5 separate regions of the Homo sapiens genome follow, and regions 1, 2, 4 and 5 are each linked to region 3. A link is a contact called in ENCODE Hi-C or POLR2A ChIA-PET data. All regions are on one chromosome and are shown on one strand. The core of a region is the stretch at or near the end of the contact, and the rest is flanking DNA. Distances in the headings are between cores, read along the strand shown. Region 1 overlaps SP100 (SP100 nuclear antigen). Region 2 overlaps SP100 (SP100 nuclear antigen). Region 3 has its middle 40 kb from the start of LINC01907. Region 4 holds the start of ITM2C (integral membrane protein 2C). Region 5 overlaps GCSIR (GPR55 cis regulatory suppressor of immune response RNA).

Region 1 (2,700 bases), core at 99-2,598, 190 kb before region 3:
CACGAGGTCAGGAGATCAAGACCATCCTGGCTAAAACGGTGAAACCCCATCTCTACTAAAAACAAAAAAAATTAGCCAGGCATGGTGGCAGGCAGCTGTAGCTCCAGCTACTCAGGAGGCTGAGGCAGGAGAATGGCGTGAACCTTGGAGGCAGGTCTTGCAGTGAACCAAGATCGCACCACTGCACTCCAGCCTGGGCGATCGAGCAAGACTCCGTCTCAAAAAAAAAAAAAAAAAAAAAAAAAGTCAAGACAAGATTCAGAGAAACAAGCTAGAAGAGAGAATAGAAGGAGGAAGTGATAGTAGAAAGAAGTTCACCTCAATAATAAAACTAGATCTAAAGATATAAACAGAAAAACAGGTGGAATGAGATACATTCAAAGGGTGATGAGTGGTGTAAAAAATTAGGTACAACAAGAAGTATGTAGAGAAAGAATTAAAAGATGAGAGAAAAATGGAGGCAAGAAGGGGGAAGTGTAAATGGGAGAGAAGAGAATGATGGAGAAATTGTAGGATCTGAAATGACCATGAGATAAAAGCAACTTTAGCACAAGGCATGATTCACAATAGCAGTAAGTTTTCAGAATAAGGTGTCCCCTGGCCCCTCTGACTCACCCAGATTAAAAAAGGCCTCACCCAGGCATTTCATCCACTCCTGTGATTTCAGTCACCACCCACAACCTCATGATTCCTACATGTGTATCTCCAGCCAGCCCTGTCTTCTAAACTCATTCATCCAAGTGTCAGAAGGCTCCTGTTGGAGATTCTGAAGGCCTTAGACTTCACCACTTGGATGTTACTCAAGACCTTCAAACTTAACACCTCCAAAACTGAGCACATCATCTTTTTCCCTAAAACCAGCCTTTGCTCCTCCAGTGTTCTTCATCACTGAAACAAACTATTAATTGACCCTTTATTTCAAGATGAAATTCTCAGGGTTATTTATGAACAGAAGGGAAAAATACAGTGAGGAACCACAAAAGAAAAAGAGATTTCAGATGTAGAGCCCATCCCTTAATTTAGCTGTGGGGAGTGGGCAGTCACTAATGTTGGGGGGAAGGAGAATCTTTGAAGGGGAGTGGGCACAAATAAAAATGTTTACAAATCACAATTTAGGATCACAGCCACAAGAACCTGAAAATAAGAAGTGCTCCTGTGTCATGTGTTTTCCAAAAGGTGTGCCAAGAAGCCAAGAAGCAAGGACTGAAAGTAGTCAAGCATCTGACATGATGGGTAAGGCTACCCTAGGGTCTTGGGATGGAAGTGGCTCAGTGGATATCACAGACACTGGGTAGGGATGTGGGAAGTGATCAGAGTTGAAGCAAAGCATGAAACAGCCTCTGGATCACCAACAGGAAGTGGGCCCACAGGCCCCAAGCTTCAGAATTTCAAAAGTCTGAAATCATAGTCCCGGTTTCCTGCTGCACTTGACTGTGAGCAGACTGTGACAAAGAACAGGTTTGGTGCCGCCAGAATCCTGTTCTCTACATTTGCTTAACCCGACCCTTTTGGGAACTGCAGGGAGGCAAGAGATCATTATAAAGCCATATTTAACAGAATGGGCTCTCTTGGTTAGGTGGTAAAAAAATACACTGGTAAACATAGTAGTATCTCACTATATTAGCATATCAATAGTAAAGTGTTGAATTTATAAAGCGAGTTCCATCCTTGTTCTTGAAAAAAAAAAAAAGAAAACATGTTCTTCCACTCACAGGTAATAGTGTCATTTTGTCACAACTTTGGAAAGGCCTAAAAAGACAAATAGTCCTGCTACCTGTCAGGAAAGAAAAATCAGATACCTACTCTTATGCTAAAAATACATTGTTTTGAAAGATATCCTCTGGACTGTTATTGATTTATATAGTGATTTCCTATTAACTCTTGCAAGTAAGATATTTAATATTCATAAAAATTTTAAAGCTGAACAGGATAACCGTTGCTGTCCCTGTTTCATAAATGAGGAAATTGGTGCATAAAAGTAATGAAGAGCTGTTTCAAAGTCTCAGAGAACTAGACGAAGACCTTAGACATCAATTCAGTGTCTGTTTCCTTTGGAAGGAAGACAGATAAATTATACTCAGAATATTGTTATAAACGCAAGCCTTCCATGCAGTGTGAATTGTCATAAGATTTATAAATTTTACTTATAAATTACAGTTCTCTGACCACTACCTGTCACTTTCTAGATACCATGGATGTTGAAAACAATTCTACTTTGGAAAAACACAGTGGGAAAAGAAGTAAGAACAAATAAGAATTTACTTAATTTTTATGTTACAAATGAACTATTTTTTAATGCTAAGGTTTATTATCATCATTTTCTTTTTTCAACTTTTATTATAGATTAAAGGGTGCATTTGCAGGTTTGTTACATGGGTAAATTGTGTGATGCTGAGGCTTGGTGTCCCAAAAATCCCATCACCCAGGCAGTAAGCATAGTACCCAACAGATGGTTCTTCAGCCCATGCCACCCTCTCCCCCTGCCCCATCTAGTGGTCCCCAGTGTCTCTTGTTCTCATCTTCACATTTATGTGTATTCGATGTTTAGCTTCCACTTGTAAGTAAGAACATGCAGTATTTGGTTTTCTGTTCTTGCATTAAGTTGCTTAGGATAATGGCCTCCGCTCCATCCATGTTGCTGCGAAGGGTGTGATTTCATTCTTTTTATGGCTGCATAGTATTTCATGGTGTATATGTGTG
Region 2 (2,700 bases), core at 146-2,645, 220 kb before region 3:
TGGTTAATATGTTTCAAACCAATTATATTTTCATATAATAGTAATAAGGAATTTGAAAAGCATTATCATTTAAAGTAACACCAAAACAATAAAATAACTAGGAATAAATTTATTATTTTTTAAATTTAATTAAATTAAATTTTTTATTTCAATAGGTTTTTGGAGAGGAATAAATTTAATGAAAGATGTACATGACTTCTAAAAACTATAAGCAGTGCTGGGTAAAATTAAACACATGTAAGTAAATGGAGAGATATACAATGTTAACAGATTGGAAGCTCAATGTTGTTGTCATCTCCCCCAAATTTATCTGTAGCTTCAATTCAAATCCAAAAAAAAGTCCTAAAGTTTTTTCTTGAAGAAATTGACAAACTGATTTGAAAAGATAATGTATAAAAGCAAAGAATCTAGAAAATCCAAGCCAATCTTTTCTAATTGACTTCAAGACTTTTGTTAAGCCATGATATTTAAGGCAAAATCTTACCAGCATAAGGGTAGACAAATAGATCAATGGTATAGCATAGAAAGTACATATATAAACCCATGCTAATATTGTAAATTGTTTTTTGAATATTTTCATGACCTTGGAGTAGGCAAATATTTCTTAGATAGTACACTAAAGTCATTAATTATAAAAGAAAAAAAAATAAATTGGATTTCATCAAAATTACAGATTTCTTCCCATCAAAAGACATGATTAAGAAAATGAAAGAGAAGCTACAGACTGGGTGAAAATATTCACCATACATAAATCAGACAAAACACTTCTATCCATAATATATTTAAAAAATGCCTACCCATCAATAAGTAAAATTGAATAATATAAATGGGCCAAAGACTTGAACAGACACTTTACAAAAAATAAATTGCCAATTAACACATGAAAATGTGCTTGACATCATTTTATCATTAAAGAAATACAAATTAAAACGAAAATGACATATCACATCACACACACTGGAATGGCTAAAACTAGAAAGGCTATCTCTGATAGTCTTTGAAAAACAGTTTGGCAGGTTCTTAAATGGTTAAATGTACTCTTACACAATGACCAAGCAATTCCACTGCTACATATTTATGCAAGATAAGTGAAAACATCTTGCCACAAAAAGACTTGTACAAGAGCAGCAATTTTATTTATACTAGTCTCAAAGTGGAATCAACTCCAATGACCATGAACAGAAAACTGAATAAGCAGATTGTGGTATATTCACACAATGGAATGCCACTCAACAACAAAAATGAACAAACTACTGTTCAACACATCAACATGAATGATAAGCAAAAGAAGGCAGACACAAAAGCATATATACCTTTTATCCCATTTATACAAAATCCAGTAGCGGGCAGTATTAAGATACGATGGAAAAAATGACAGCAGTGGTTGCCCTGAGAGACTGCCTGGTTGCATATGGTCAGGATGTGGGTTGACGGGCAGGGCACACACTGTTCTGTTCATTTCTCAAATAACACATCAGTTTTTGGCTCTGTGTCTCCCTTCAAATCTCCATTGTTTCTTACAAATTCTGTAGGGCACCATGATTCCTAACCTCTGAAAGCATCCATCCCCTATCTGCTATTGCAACTAGCACTTTTCTGACCACTTTTCACCTTCAAGATTTTACTTGAAATCTCTTATCTGCTCATTGTCCTCTGCCATTCTCTTTGTCATTGTGAATCTAATTCCTTTGTTATCATTTTAGTGATCTTTAACCAGAAACTTTTTTTACAGAAATTCAAAACAATAATGTAACATTATTGTTTCCTGCCTCATGTTAGATACTGGACAGTGCCAATAATTCTCTTCTAGTTGGGAAGGAAGGGCTCATAAATTTTCATAATATTAAGAAATACTGAGATGTTGACTAAAACATTATCAGAGCAATAAAGTAATCAACTAAGAACCAGAATTAGAGATTCAACTTTAAAATTACTTTCATAGGAAACGGCAACAATTTCTGAAATTCAGATGCCTAAAATGATTCACCATATATAGCAATAATACAGAGAGATTGATATTAATACAAAGTAGAATCAGGCATTCTAGGAGATATCATTCATATTCTCATGAAATTCTCAATAATGTGGTCTCATTATTATTATTAAACTGCATTGTATTATTTGTGAATTAATGATGTAGGATTATATTTCTTTCTTAACAGCTACAGATTAGAGAAGGACATGTTATTTTCATCTTTCTCAGATTTGTTTTCTCTCAGTTGATTAAGATGCATATTCAAGGTTAGATTTTATTTTTATTCCATTGTTTTTCATTTCTCTGTGGATGACCTGTTTATTCCACCTAGATTCTGTAGGAATTTAATTTTTATTTCAAAAAATATTCCATATATGGTTAGGTGAAGGTATCTTTACAATGGCTTTGTTCAGTTTAGACAGAACTTTTTCAGTCCTCTATATTAGTTTTTCACAACCTCCATTTCTTCTATTACATCTTTTTTGTTGCTTCAATTGCATTTATTCTGGCCTCTACTGAGGACCACCTAATTTATATATGTTCATTCTTTGTAGCTTGTCCTTTATATGTAAACTCTTACAGCCTCCACAAACATCTCAGAATCTTGATGACCATTTTCACATGGTGTCCTTTTTCCCTAGGATGTTCACGGAAGACCAGGGTGTAGATGACAGGCTGCTCTATGACATTGTATTCAAGCACTTCAAAAGAAATAAGGTGGAGAT
Region 3 (2,700 bases), core at 201-2,700:
GCTTTAATTTCTAGAACTGTGGAGTCATTCAGAAAATGAGAAGAAGAGTGTTGGGTGTCTGATAAGTGAAGATAAGGGCTCAGAGGGATTGCAGGTCGTGGGGTGCGGAGGGGTGGAAGGGAAGACAGTTATGCTAATTTTTCTAAAGAAGAGCCTAGACATCAGCCCATACATAGGATCAGCTGTGGTTAGGAGGCAGCGCCTTACCAAAACCTGCAGGAACAGCCCCCTCCTCCGTCACTCTGTGCCAAGCCCAGCCCCTGTGGCTGCAGCTTGAGAAGCCCCTGATGTGCTCTCAGAGGCATTTCCCCTGGCGCAGTGGCTGGTGGGCACCTGGAACAGGAGCCCTGCAGCTTCCCCAGACTCAAGCAGGCAGTCACGGCCTTGTGCAGCCTCGACATGGCCTCTGGCTTCTCAACAAGGCCCCCAGTCCATCTGCCTCTGTGCCCGGCCTGCTGACACACCACTGCCCTCGTTCTATGCCAAGCACCTTCCAGTGTGCCACCCAGGGACCGGTGGCAGGAAGCAGGCTCCTAACAGACATGGATTGGGCTCCTGGGCACAATTACTCTACTTCTTTTTTTTTTGAGACGGAGTCTTGCTCCGTCACCAGGCTGGAGTGCAGTGGCGTGATCTCAGCTCACTGCAACCTCCGCTTCCCAGGTTCAAGCAATTCTCCTGCCTCAGCCACCCGAGTAGCTGCGATTACAGGCACGTGCCACTGTGCCCAGCTAATTTTTTTGTATTTTTAGCAGAGACAGGGTTTCACCATGTTGGTCAGACTGGTCTCGATCTTGTGACCTCGTGATCCACCCTCCTCGGCCTCCCAAAGTGCTGGGATTACAGGCGTGAGCCACCGCGCCTGGCCCACTTACTCTACTTCTGCACCCCCCACCCTGCACATAAGGAGGGTACATCAGACCCAGAGGATGGCAACCCCCCCAGACTCAGAGGCCACAGGGAAGGGCCTGCGCTGGCCCACCTTCACCTCGATGCTGACTCGCAGAGCTCCGGGAATGTGGACCAGCAGGGAAGGAAAAGGTTCCCAGATAGACTCCGGAAACAGAGCTCACATGACCCCCCTGGGACTCTCTCGTCCCCGCACTGTCCCTGCCAAGGAAAGGACAAGGCCTTGGGCCAGTCTTCTGCAGGAGGTGTCCTGGACAGGCAGTTCCCAACCCACGTGTACAGGCAGTGGCTTCAGATTTGTCTCTGGGCTGTGCTTGTTCCTCTAGGAAGGGCCCCAGCAATTCCAGCCCCAGGGAAATTTTCTCTCCTTCTTCTGGTGTGGATCAGCCAGGGCATTTCACAACCAGCTACAGATGACAAAGAACTGGTAACAGGGCCACCTCCCGTGCCCTGGTCTGGGTGTCCCGGTGAAACTGAATGAAATGAACAGCAGGTGGCCGGGGTCAAACACCAAGTTAAACAGAAGGGGACAATCTCAGCTCCCAGGCAGAGACCACGGGTGGGGGAGGGAGAGCGGGCAGGAGGTTACAGACCACGTGAATAAGAGTTCAGATCTTTGTGGTACTGGTTGGCAGTTTCCGTTCTTACACCCCAGCTTCCTTCCTGATTCTCTGCCCAGCACAAGGGGATTGGGGAACATGTCCAGCCAACTATAGCCAAAGGCAGCACAGGGCAAGGTATACAGTCAGTGCCAGTTAATGGTTAAGACAGCCAGCATATCAGGCATTGCAGTGAGCCGAGATTGCACCACTGTACTCCAGCCTGGGCAACAGAATGAGACTCCATCTCAAAAAAAAAAAAAAAAAAGAAATAGACAGCCAGCATAGGAGTCAGACAGGATCCCAACTCCACACTTGAACTCTCTAAGCCTCGGTTTCCTCATCTGTAAAATAGTGATAACATTGAAGACCATCTCACAGGGATGCCAAGAAAATTAAATGAGAAACTCTATGGAATGCACTTAGGACAGGGCCTGGCACATAGTAGGACCTCAATAAATATTAGCCATACTATCAACTTGACTGAGAATGGTAGTTGAAGAACCAGTGGGCTCCACACAATCTCATATTAGAGAATCTGACTCTCCAGGCAGGCGTGAGAGTCAGTGCATGATGATTAAATCCTTTGAGGCACACGGGGGAAATGTGTCCTGCCTAGGGCTGTCTTACTTCTCTTCCTCACCCCTGTTGGCCTCAGTATCTGGAACTGCACCATAGAGATGAGTCCCTTTGGGTAGTGCCAGGCAGCGACTCAGATCCCAGGGTTCCAAATAGAGACACAGGGGCACTGCTGTACTGGGGGCATGGAGGGCTATAGCATGGGCCGGCTTAGGGGTGTGGTTTGAGCACCCCAGTTCCCCATAGGCCTGATTCCCCACAGAGCTCAGATGTAGAAGGGCCTGGCAGATCGGGCAACCAAAGCTCCTTTCCCTAACCTCACAAGGTCCAGAACCCCAAGATTTAGACTTTCTTCCTTTCCCCAGCCCCCTTATCACCACTTCCTGGCACTCAGCTCCTGCATCTGAGAAATGAGTATGGTACCAGGGTTGTGGTTAGGCTCAAATGAGCAACCCATGCAAAATCCTTTGAACCGAGCTAGACATAGGTGTGGTATTAGTTTGATAGGGCTGCCATTACCTAGATCCACAGACCGGGTGCCTTAAGCAACAGAAGTATACTTCCTCATGATTCTGGAGGCTGGAAGTCTGAGATCCAGGTGTTGACAGGGTTG
Region 4 (2,700 bases), core at 140-2,639, 200 kb after region 3:
CAAGACGTGGAGCTTGCCTTCTCCAGACACCAGGTTTCCCATGGGATCTGGAGCAGGTGATGAGCGGTAGTCCATAACACCTTCCTCTCTGGCTCTGTGCCAAACCAGATTCCTCCTCGTCTCCTCCAAACCATCTGTCTTCTTCCACCTCCCCATTCCCTCCCCCCAGTTCCCCAGGCTGGTGGCCTTAGCATCAGTTAGACTTTCTTCTTTCCCCACCTGTCTGTCCTCAAGGTTGCTAGGTTCATCCAAGATCTGAGCCAAGAGGTCCGGGTCTGGGACGTGGGCGCTAAGGGCCCAAGGCAGCTGCAAAAGACCTGAAAGGTGAGAAGAGAGATCAGTGGAGGACCCCGGACTGTCCTCAAGAAGCGGACGGACTCCCCTGCCCTCCACTGGCAGCCCAACAGCAGAACCAAAGCGGACCACTCAGCACAACCTGTGTGTGTTGCTGGGCGCTGTCCCTGGCCCAGTCTGGACCAGGAGCAAAGAGGAAAGATTCAGGGCGTTAGTGCCAAGAGCAGCCATCCCAGCAACAGAAGCCCCTGCTTCCCCAGTACCCGTGATACTTGGGAGGAGCAGAGTCTTGAGTGGAACCCGAGCCTCTGACACCCGCCCTGGGGGTCTTCCCTCCACTCTCGCCAGGGTCCTCCTGGATGAGTGAGACAAGGGCAGTTCAGGAGGTCACCCAATAACTGAGGTCGCAGCAACACGAAGGAGCCAGGGAGCAGGGGCGGCCTTCCCTTCTCCACTCCAGGCGGCTCCAGCGTGCACCCCAGGACCCCCCAGGAAGGTTTTGCAGGAATAAAGAATGAAGGCAGAAGCAAGATGGAGGATGAAGGAGGCGTGGATGGCTTCAGAAGGCAAGACGGAGGCAGCAGTTTGGCGCCTGTCTCAAAGCCTCCTCCCCGCGCCAAGGACAGGTCGGAGGAGGGGGGCGTGGGGACAGGTAGAGCGGAGGCTCCAGCGTTTCTAAAGGGGAAGACCTGAAGTGGGGCAGGAGAGACGGGTGAGTTGTCTGGAAGCTGCATTTGCCTGGCAAACACTGGGTTAACAAAGACTTGCGTTGCGGGGATGCTGGCCTTGGACAGGGAATGCGAAGGGATTATGCTACGGAGAACGGATCCGAGCGTGACGGCTGAATGAATGAGTGAGCGAGTGAGTGAGTGAGTGAGTGAGCGAGCGAGTGAGTGACTGTGCGAGCGAGCGGCAGAAGGAACTCCGACCCGCCCCAGGTGCGGAGCGGCGCGCCCGGCAGGGGTCACTGCGGGCCCCGCGGGCGGGAAGGGGGCGCAGGCGCGGCGGGCGCCGGGGCCCTCCCGCGGGGACGGGGCGGGGAGGGCTGGGGGTGGGGTTAGAGAGAGGGACGCGAGCGGGATCCAAACTTCCGGTGCCTGCAGAGCTCGGAGCGGCGGAGGCAGAGACCGAGGCTGCACCGGCAGAGGCTGCGGGGCGGACGCGCGGGCCGGCGCAGCCATGGTGAAGATTAGCTTCCAGCCCGCCGTGGCTGGCATCAAGGGCGACAAGGCTGACAAGGCGTCGGCGTCGGCCCCTGCGCCGGCCTCGGCCACCGAGATCCTGCTGACGCCGGCTAGGGTGAGAGGGTCTGGGGCTCAGGCGGTGGGGCGGGGGACCCAGGCTCACGACCCAGGCGCGCCCCGTCGGCCCTGGGGACTGCCCGAGGCGCGTCAGGGCCCCAGAGCCCGGGGTGGAGCAGGGTTGGGAAGTCTCGAATGGTTGCTTATCCCAGAATGAGGAGGGGGCTTAAGTCCCGTACTAAAGCGGCAGCCAAAAGCTGAAGTCCGAAGAGTGGGAGGCGTCTGGTTCTGGTCTTCAGGTGGAGAAGTGCTCGAGGTCTCTTCCAAAAGTGGGGGCCCCCTCGCCGCCTTATAGGGGGAGGGGGCTGGTCCGAAGAAGTTCGAGGAATGTTGGTGGGGGGGTACGCGTCTGGTTCCAATCAACTGGGAAAGCCGCGAGTCGAGTCCCCAGGTGGGGGATGGGAGGAGGGTTAGACGTAGTTTTTCCAAAGTAGGGCGGTGGGACCTGATTGGCTGGGGAATTGGGGGTGGGGGGGTCTGGTACCAACGAAGAGGGTGGGGCCGTTGATTTCCTCCGAAATTGGGGGCTGCGAGGGACAGAGGATGTGCTGCTGGCCTGCACCGGAATTGACAGACCAGAAAGTGATGAAATGGAAATCAGCCAGAACCGACGGCGCTGCGGCCTCTGGACGTCGGGGGTCCGAGGCCGGGTGCCCCCTTCCCACCCCACGCCCTGCCGTCTGGGCCTCCCTGCTCCCCTCTCTTTTCTCCATTCCCAGCCTCTCGCTGGGCTGTCCCCCGACCCCACGGGGAGGGCTCCCAACTGCCCCAGTGCCCTTGCATCCTGGGTCCCCGGGCTCTGTGCGCGTTCCCCCACCCCTGTCATCCCCCTCCCCTACCCCGGCTTCCTCCACTTTCCCTCTGGCCGGGGGGGAGAGAAGGCATTTCCGCCGTGGAAAACTGTCTGAGCTGCGTGCCTTGTGTCCGGGAAGGGCCCGCAGGGGGCAGAACGCGTGGCGGGCAGGGACAGGGAGGGAGGGAGAGCTGGCCCAGCCAGGTTTTATTGTGCCTGGCAAAGGTGTCTACGTGGGCGCCGCCCCCAGCGGTCTTGTGGCTTACCAAGCCCATGTCCTCCCCGCCTCCCCACCCCGCATTGAGGCAGGAC
Region 5 (2,700 bases), core at 36-2,535, 230 kb after region 3:
TGCACAGAAGGTGGTGTCACAGTTTTCCAAACTGTTAAGAGAATTTCTTTTGTGCATGACATTGTTCAGCTCACCCAGGCTGCAGCCTGGGACGGAACCAAAACAGAAGTGAGTAAGGAGAAGTGAGTCAGTCATGCATTCAACACATATTCTTGAGCCCCGTTATGTTCCGGGCCCTGTTGGGGACTGGGGACAGAGAGGAGCAGCATGCTGCCCCTGTCCTCTAGGAGCTCACAGACCTGCTATCCCCAAGATGGGCCACACTCTTCTGCCTCTTTGTCTGGGTAGACCTGATGTCTAGACCAAGACATAAAACGGGCTTTTGGAGCATTGCTGCGGAGCCTGCAGGGTGGTGGGCCTTGGGCAGGGTGGTGGGCCCTGGGCTGTGTGCTGGGCATGGAAAGGCGAACAAGAAACGAACCCTACTCTCGCAAGGCTGATGGTCTAGTCGGGTAGAAGAAGAAACTGGAAGTTATTGGACAGTGCGCTAAGTGTTAGGATGGGGGAGTTCCAGGGCACTGTGGGGACAGGTATACCCAGACCAACCAAGCAAACAAGGGGACTTATGTGTTTAATTCATATTAAATGTCATACTAGGCCGGGCGTGGTGGCTCACACCTGTAATCCCAGAACTTTGGGAGTCCAAGATGGGTGGATCACAAGGTCAGGAGTTCAAGATCAGCCTGGCCAAGATGGTGAAACCCCGTCTCTACTAAAAATACAAAAAATTAGCTGGGTGTGGGACAGGCGCCTGTAATCCCAGCTACTCGGGAGGCTGAGGCAGTGAATTGCTTGAACCTGGGAGGCAGAGGTTGCAGTGAGCCGAGATAGAGCCACTGCACTCCAGCCTGGGTGACAGAGGGAGACTCCATCTCAAAATAAAGAAATAAATAAGTAAATAAATAAATAAATGTCATACTGTGCCACCAAGGCCAATGTCTTCACAGGTTTTTTGACCTTGGCAATGTTCCCGTCAGACTGCAGAAGAATTGACTATTCCCGTTCAGGTAGATGATGACCGGCCCCATAAACAGCCACCAAGGGTCACCCTCTCCCTCCCCAGCCCTGAAGGCCAAGAAATGGGACTGGGCTCCTTGGATTTATGACCTTCTGGCTCCTGCAGAGAGAGGAGGACTGGGGCTTGACAAGGACACGGTAAGCTGGACAGACTCCTGCACGGTGTAGGCTTGAGGCCACATTCCTCGTCCCTCTCTGGCTGGGGGCTGGGGCTGGGTGGACATGGTTCCTCCGTGATGTTCTGCCACCCAGCAGCTTGCCACCCTCTCCAGGTCCTTTGGCAAAATTTCAAACCACGCTGATTGACCTTGGAGCTCCACCCACATCCACACCCTTGGCTGTGTCAGAAACTCCACTACAGGCAAGAAAACAAGGGAACTGGGGTTTATGACTTCTGTTCAGCTTCATTAAATATTTGCTGAGCAACTTTTAGAGGAGTTTTCTGGATTCCACAGAGGGGACTAACTAATTCCACCTCTTCCTTTTAGCAGGGGCTAAGGACTGTCCTTGGATCTCAGTAGGACAGCTGACCTTCCCTCCACCCAATGACTGCTCCAGTCTGATCGTTCCTGGCCACCTGATAATCTCTTTGTGCAAACACCAGGAAGCCCTGGTTAGAGGTGTGGACACCAGGTGTTCTTGAGGAGGACAGTGGTGACTCAGTTTTATCTGACCCCATGCTCTCAAGTTCCTTTTCTGTGAGACACTTCTTATGTGCTACTTTGGACCCTCTCACTTATCTGTGGGCCATTGGCCACTGGCCCCAGCCACAGCTGAGACCACCAACTCTGCATGGACTCAGACAGGCTTCACCCAGGCACACCCAGCAGCCCCTGCCTCAGGTCCCAGCTATGCACCCCTTAGGCTTGCCTGGATACTAGGATGGGAGACACTGCATCCATCCATCCACGACCAGCAAGTAGAGGCAATTAATACCCTTCAGGCGACCCAACGCGAGCTGGGAGCCTGTGCACAAATTATTCTCCTTTTCTCCCAAAAGGATTGTGCCGAGAAACATTTGTGCAGCTTCCCGGAGGATGGCCCTTGGGGTCGAGCAAGCAGTTATGTTTGTTACCAAGCCTCGGCCAGCTCCATAACACACCCTGGAGTTGGCACCACTTCCTTCCCAGCTACACTCCCCTTTCTCTCACACCTGCTCCCTGGGGTCACCTCCCTACCAAAGGAGGGGCACAGGAGCCTTTGTTTCCCGCTCTGCTTTCCAAGAAACCCAAACCAAGCCATGCTGAGTTCCTTCCAGAGCTCCACTTCCACTTCACGGGATCCTCTTAGTACCACAGTCAGCACCCAACATGCCTCTGAGATGGGCGTGTGATCCTGACTGGCCAGTCGGCGCCTTATTTCTCTGGCCACAGAACTTGGCTCAGGAGATGACATGTGACCAATCCGAATTTTCCCTGGGGACTGATACGTGGACACCAGGGACCTCGTGCACCAGTAAGGTCGCTGCCTTCCTTCTCTGCCAGAGATGATTCTGTCTCATCCAATCAAGACTTGAGTGGACTCCAGCTTCCCAGAAAGCCTTTCTCCATCATCCCAGCCCCACGAGATCTTACCCGCTTCACTGGTAACACCCAGAATCCTCAGCACAACTGCTACCACCAGGTACTGCCTTGCTCCTTTACACTGTTATGTTGTTTGAATCTGTTATGCAGCTGATTATGT

What was found. Hi-C counts contacts between places; a loop is a spot of excess contacts on that map. ChIA-PET counts read pairs that join two places held with the same protein, here RNA polymerase II (POLR2A). Pooled maps may share reads with other maps.
Region 1: a loop to region 3 is called in a pooled map, with 7 times the contacts of the local background. The contact joins two enhancer-like sites. A Hi-C loop is called at or near these places in 1 of 37 single-sample maps with no recorded cell type and 8 of 50 pooled maps. POLR2A ChIA-PET finds 5 or more read pairs at or near these places in 4 of 52 experiments (GM10248, GM12878, RWPE1 and 1 more).
Region 2: a map with no recorded cell type shows a loop between it and region 3 (3-fold over the local background). The contact joins two enhancer-like sites. A Hi-C loop is called at or near these places in 1 of 168 maps with a recorded cell type or tissue (GM12878), 8 of 37 single-sample maps with no recorded cell type and 9 of 50 pooled maps. POLR2A ChIA-PET finds 5 or more read pairs at or near these places in 1 of 52 experiments (GM12878).
Region 4: a loop to region 3 is called in a pooled map, with 2.0 times the contacts of the local background. The contact joins the promoter of ITM2C here to the enhancer-like site in region 3. A Hi-C loop is called at or near these places in 17 of 37 single-sample maps with no recorded cell type and 5 of 50 pooled maps. POLR2A ChIA-PET finds 5 or more read pairs at or near these places in 4 of 52 experiments (PC-9, activated B cell, activated CD4-positive, alpha-beta T cell and 1 more).
Region 5: a pooled map shows a loop between it and region 3 (2.6-fold over the local background). The contact joins two enhancer-like sites. A Hi-C loop is called at or near these places in 6 of 50 pooled maps. POLR2A ChIA-PET finds 5 or more read pairs at or near these places in 2 of 52 experiments (GM12878 and activated CD4-positive, alpha-beta T cell).

Annotation. Positions count from the first base shown.
Region 1 is chr2:230,472,208-230,474,907 of GRCh38, forward strand. SP100 (SP100 nuclear antigen) reads left to right here. Exons shown (of 29, transcript NM_001080391.2): 16 at 1,117-1,233; 17 at 2,187-2,240. The region is part of intron 3 of LOC101928816 (a long non-coding RNA gene); the gene reads right to left. Among named protein-coding and RNA genes, the nearest start is that of SP100, 57 kb to the left of the region's middle. Within about 2 kb of position 1,349, at least 7 of the 41 ENCODE cell types and tissues checked have a DNase peak (open chromatin) inside an H3K27ac peak, as active enhancers do; they include GM12878, where a contact is called at or near this core.
Region 2 is chr2:230,440,321-230,443,020 of GRCh38, forward strand. SP100 (SP100 nuclear antigen) reads left to right here. Exons shown (of 29, transcript NM_001080391.2): 3 at 2,617-2,700. LOC101928816 (a long non-coding RNA gene) reads right to left here. Exons shown (of 4, transcript XR_427235.4): 4 at 1,115-2,700. Among named protein-coding and RNA genes, the nearest start is that of SP100, 25 kb to the left of the region's middle. Within about 2 kb of position 1,396, at least 10 of the 41 ENCODE cell types and tissues checked have a DNase peak (open chromatin) inside an H3K27ac peak, as active enhancers do; they include GM12878, where a contact is called at or near this core.
Region 3 is chr2:230,659,306-230,662,005 of GRCh38, forward strand. No RefSeq gene overlaps it. Among named protein-coding and RNA genes, the nearest start is that of LINC01907, 40 kb to the right of the region's middle. RefSeq lists a cis regulatory region at 1-447 and enhancers at 1-134, 769-1,325. Within about 2 kb of position 1,451, at least 18 of the 41 ENCODE cell types and tissues checked have a DNase peak (open chromatin) inside an H3K27ac peak, as active enhancers do; they include GM12878, where a contact is called at or near this core.
Region 4 is chr2:230,863,553-230,866,252 of GRCh38, forward strand. ITM2C (integral membrane protein 2C) reads left to right here and starts at 1,390. Exons shown (of 6, transcript NM_030926.6): 1 at 1,390-1,593. The coding sequence starts at 1,474. RefSeq lists enhancers at 74-732, 1,391-2,049, 2,050-2,700 and silencers at 1,140-1,509, 1,610-1,699, 2,490-2,589.
Region 5 is chr2:230,894,451-230,897,150 of GRCh38, forward strand. It overlaps GCSIR (GPR55 cis regulatory suppressor of immune response RNA), which reads left to right. Exons shown (of 4, transcript NR_038238.1): 2 at 948-1,155; 3 at 1,509-2,640. Among named protein-coding and RNA genes, the nearest start is that of GCSIR, 9.3 kb to the left of the region's middle. Within about 2 kb of position 1,286, at least 5 of the 41 ENCODE cell types and tissues checked have a DNase peak (open chromatin) inside an H3K27ac peak, as active enhancers do.